Linked DNA regions of Homo sapiens: region 2 is linked to region 1. Evidence: read pairs that join two places in POLR2A ChIA-PET (ENCODE). Cell type or tissue: Caco-2. All regions are shown on one strand.

Region 1 (2,500 bases):
GCCAGATTCAGTCTCAAAAAATAAAAAAATAAAAGATTATAAGTATATCATATGCAATTGTGCCCTCCACTTCAGCTAAATATATCATTTCGTGATATTACATGAACTTTGTAAGTATCATTTTAATGGCTGCATAATATCCCATTCAGTGAATTAATGCTTCTAAGTCACATGAATATGACTAATCAAGTCATTAGAACTTTTTTTTTTTGAGACGGAGTCTCGCTCTGTCACCCAGGCTGAAGTGCAGTGACACAATCTCAGCTCACTGCAACCTCTGCCTCCCAGGTTCAAGCGGTTCTCCTGCCTGCCTCCTGAGTAGCTGGGACTACAGGCGCCTGCCACCAAGCCTGGCTAATTTTTTGTATTTTTAGTAGAGGCGGGATTTCACCATGTTAGGCAGGATGGTCTCGATCTCCTGACATTGTGATCCGCCCGCCTCAGCCTCCCAAAGTGCTGGGATTACAGGCGTGAGCCACCACACCCAGCCAAGTCATTAGAACTTTACTAATCCTGCAAACAGTATACATGAGACGCTTATCCCTCACTGTTTTTAACTGGTAAAACTAGTGGCTGTGTTAAAGCCACAAAACACTAGTGGCCTTAAACACATCCTGAGTGGGACTCAATGTGGCTAAAAAATGTGTCTTGCTGGAGACAAATATCTAAGTGATTTTAAATATTGCAAAATATTTGTAAAGATAGAATAAAGATCAAAAAGGTAAAAGTAGATGAAAGGGTCACATTCCATAATTTTACCAAGAAAATAAACCAATATTTCAAAGATGAAAAATTATTTCTTGATAGCAAATTCAAATCACTTAAGCTGTATATTTCAGTGGAAAATATTTTTTAAAAAACAGCCATGTCAGACCAACAGGAGGTTTCTGACTAAAATAGTTCATTAGCAGATCAGGAAACCACAGTGTTTTCTGATCACAATGTTTGCTGATCTAGTTTCTCATCCCTTTGTTTATGCATACATTGTTCCTGGAGACATGTCTGATGACAGCTGTAAGACCATCATCATAAAAAAAAAACCTGTAGTTAAAATGCAGACTAATGAGCCTGTTTCAACATGTCTCCAAGCTGCATTAAATCACAGCTTGATCAAGAATCCACTTCTGGGCTAGGCGTGGTGGCTCATCCTATAATCCTAGCACTTTGGGAGGCCCAGGGGGGCGGATCAGTTGAAGTCAGAAGTTCAAGACCAGCCTGGCCAATATGGAGAAACCCCGTCTCAACTAAAAAATACAAAAATTAGGCCAGGCACAGTGGCCCACACCTGTAATCCCAGCACTTTGAGAGACCGAGGTGGGCGGATCACTTGAGGTCAGGAGTTCCAGACCAGCCTGGCCAACACGGTGAAACCCCGTCTCTACTAAAAATACAAAAAATTGGCTGGGAATGGTGGCTAATGCTTGTAATCCCAGCTACTCAGAAGGCTGAGGCAGGATAATCACTTGAACCCAGGAGGTGGAGGTTGCAGTGAGCTGAGATCGTGCCATTGCACTCCAGCCTGGGCAACAAGAGCGAAATTCCATCTCAAAAACAAACAAACGAAAAAAACAAAAAAACAGCTGGGTGTGGTGGCATGCACCTGTAATCCCAGCTACTCAGGAGGCTGAGGCTTGAGAATCACTGAAGCCTGAGAGACGGAGGTTGCAGTGAGTTGAAATCGCGCCACTGCACCTCAGCCTGGGCAGAGCGAGACTATGTCGAAAAGAAAAGAAAAAAAGAAGAATCTGCTTCTATCTAGGTGCAATGGCTCAGCCTGTAATCCTAGCACTTTAGAAGGCTGAGATGGGAGGATCACTTGAGTCCAGGAGTTCAAAACAAGCCTGGGTAACATAGCAAAACCCTGTCCTACTAAAAATAATTTTTAAAAAATGAGCCTGGCCTGGTGGCACATGCCTGTAGTCCCAGCTATTTGGGAGGCTGAGGCAGGAGGATTGCTTAAGCCCAGGAGGTTGAGGCTGCAGTGAGCCATGATTGTGCCATTGCACTCCAGCCTGGATGACAGAGTGAGACCCTGTCTCAAAAACAACAACAAAAACAACAACAACAAAATCTCCTTCCTAGAAACATCAAACATATTAGACCCTACAATTTGGAAGGTTGTTTTTTGCTTGTTTGTTTTTTTTTGTTGTTGTTTTTGGTTTTGTTTTTGAGACGGAGTTTCGCTTTGTTGCCCAGGCTGGAGTGCAATGCTTGAGTCACTGCAACCTCCGCCTTTCCGGTTCAAGTGATTCTCCTGCCTCAGCCTCCCAAGTAGCTGGGATTACAGGCATGTGCCACCATGCCCAGCTAATTTTGTATTTGTAATAGAGATGGGGTTTCACCATGTTGGTCAGGCTGGTCTTGAACTCCTGACCTCAGGTGATGCGCCCACCTCGGCCTCTCAAAGTGCTGGGATTACAGGCGTGAGCCACCATGCCCAGCCCATGGAAGTTTTTATTAATTTGCTCTACGTAAGGCATTGCCCAGAATATGGGATTGT
Region 2 (2,500 bases), 130 kb after region 1:
AAGAAAATTCTCAGCTATAACATATTCCATACTTCATCATTTTCTGCTCTTCTTCCTTGACCCTTCTCAAAACACCCATTAACGTCTGTGTAATTGGTCAAATAGTAACTTGTACTGAGGGCTGTTTTGTGAAAGATTAAAATTACTATAGAGAGGATGACATTGATATAATAGAGGGCCTCAGTGGCAGGCCTGCTCAGTGGACATGCAGCCACATATGAAGGATATCAACTCGGGAAAATGATGTCAACCATAGTGTGGTAATTGGGTCAGTTTGAACCAACTGTGTTAAAAGAACAACTTTAGATAAATTTAAGGGTGTCACTGGGCAAGGAAGAAACGACTTTCAAATTGGGCAGCCCTCAGAGTCACTGCAGATTCAGAATGACTCCACTGCTTCTAAGTGGTCAGGGAGAATTTATGGACAGAAAAAGGAAAGTGAGTACAGAAAATGGAAGCGAGGTGCAGAAACTGCCGGATTGGTTACAGCTCGGCCTTGGAGCTTTATTTGAGCGTGGTTTGAATGGCTGTGAGTGGTTGAAATATGGCTGCAGGGACTGGCTGAGACTCAGCTGCTGTTACAGAAGCACATTCCTGAGTCAGGCTCCCAGTTTGCTTACTTACCAAATTAGGTTGTTCTTTGTACAGAAGAACTCAAGTATGTGAGCAGGGGGTTTTCAGGACAGATTTTAGTTTGATTTAACAGATGTAAAGTTATAATGGCAAAAAAAGAAGCCTAGATAAATAGATTTGTTGTAGACCAAGACCTTTCTGGAGAAGAAAGCAGGCCAGAGCAACCATGCACTGCATTTTACTGACTCTAGGTAGTGGAAATATTTGCTTGATGTGGATGTAGGCCCCAGCTTTTATTTCAGCCCTGAATACACAGATCCTTGCTTTTTACATTTATGTACAACTTTTTTTTTTTTTTTTAGACGGAGTCTTGCTCTCTCACCCAGGCTGGAGTGCAGTGGCGCGATCTCGGCTCACTGCAAGCTCCACCTCCCGGGTTCACGCCATTCTCCTGCCTCAGCCTCCAGAGTAGCTGGGACTACAGGCGCCCGCCACCACGCCCGGCTAATTTTTTGTATCTTTAGTAGAGACAGGGTTTTACCGTGTTAGCCAGGATGGTCCCAATCTCCTGACCTCGTGATCCGCCTGCCTCGGGCTCCCAGTGTGTTGGGATTACAGGCGTGAGCCACCGCGCCTGGCCTATGTACAACATTTAACCTCTAAGCCCCACCCCCGAATTCCTTGAGCAATGACTCATCTTGTTTCTCTGGGCACCTTGGCTTCATGAGTCAGTCTCAGATTTGGGTAGAGACGTAGTCATTTAAATCCTCTCCTAGGACAGTCTTTGATAGCCAAAACTTCTCTGTCAATTCCTGACACCCAGAAATTAACTTCTAGTTAAAAATGGCTCTTAAAACACCCTGACCATTGTTCTTCTCTGGCAGCCAGTGCAGCCCTGCACACTTAACTGTGCCAAGAGAGTGTCAGCATCAGTGAAAACCTCCCAGGCCTGCGGGAGCTCAGGGCAGGGCTGCTTTGCACATAGCCAGTTTATATGCTTAGTGACTCCCCGTGAACTTGGCTGAATGCCAGAGATTCCAAATTTATTTGATTATTCAGGAGAACAGCCATGGTATGAGTCTGTATTTTCTTTCAATACAGTGAGGAGTGTTAAAATACTTTTCCTGAGACCCTTCTATTGAGGCTGTAACCCCAGATTGTTTATATCACCGCCTGTTATGAAATTCCTGTATCTATGCTTCAGCCAGACTCTCCTCCTGCCACAAAATGCCTCTTATCTGGGCCTTGCCCCTGCCCTGTGTTTAGACAGTGCTGCCCACCTATCTAAATCCACTCAGACTCTTTCATACTATCCACTTTCCTTAAGATTCATATAATCCCTCATTTAGCATTCACTGTATACCTCCTAGCATTGTTGATACTTCGTGATGTTTTCCAAACTTGATTATTGCTGAACATTGGGCAAATGATGAACAACTCATGGCCCATAGCCTACGAACCTTGTCTGATTTTGAGGTGGGATTTAAGATCTAAATTTAGTGCCTCAGTGAATCCTAAAAATGGTGAAATTAAAACCCAAAGAAGACTAAACTGAGGCCTGCTTTCCAGTGTTCTTCTGGACAGATCTGTCATCAAATGTAGGTGGAGCAATCAATTTGGCTTGCCTGGCTAGTCATAAAAGCACTATTTCAAAATAAGTAGACCAAGGTATATTTCTTTGCATTGAGCCTGCTGTTGTTAGTCTAGTTCTGGGGTTGGTATTTTTTTTTTTTTCAGTGAAAGGTCAGATAATAAATATTTAGGCTTTGTAGGTCACATATTCTTTTTTGAAAAAACAAACAAAAAAAACTCCTTAAAAATGTTCTTAGCTTGCAAGCCAACCCCTTGACTCTAGTTTAAAATGGAAAAAAAAAAGTTCTTACTTTATTAACAATAGAATATTCAGAGGCTATGAGACAATAACAAC

What was found. ChIA-PET counts read pairs that join two places held together with the same protein. Peaks named below come from ENCODE experiments on the same cell type or tissue, not always from the same donor. Only the 100,000 strongest peaks of a DNase experiment are listed, where the experiment ranks them.
Region 2: POLR2A ChIA-PET joins it to region 1 with 5 read pairs; 3 of 35 experiments call an interaction of 5 or more read pairs at or near these places.

What each region holds. Positions count from the first base shown.
Region 1 is chr5:55,563,472-55,565,971 of GRCh38, reverse strand. No RefSeq gene overlaps it. Among named protein-coding and RNA genes, the nearest start is that of PLPP1, 30 kb to the right of the region's middle. In Caco-2, no CTCF peak of the experiment used is centred here; no DNase peak of the experiment used is centred here.
Region 2 is chr5:55,437,333-55,439,832 of GRCh38, reverse strand. The region is part of intron 4 of PLPP1 (phospholipid phosphatase 1); the gene reads left to right. Among named protein-coding and RNA genes, the nearest start is that of MIR5687, 70 kb to the left of the region's middle. RefSeq lists an enhancer at 869-1,696. In Caco-2, no CTCF peak of the experiment used is centred here; DNase peaks (open chromatin) are centred at 492 and 1,222.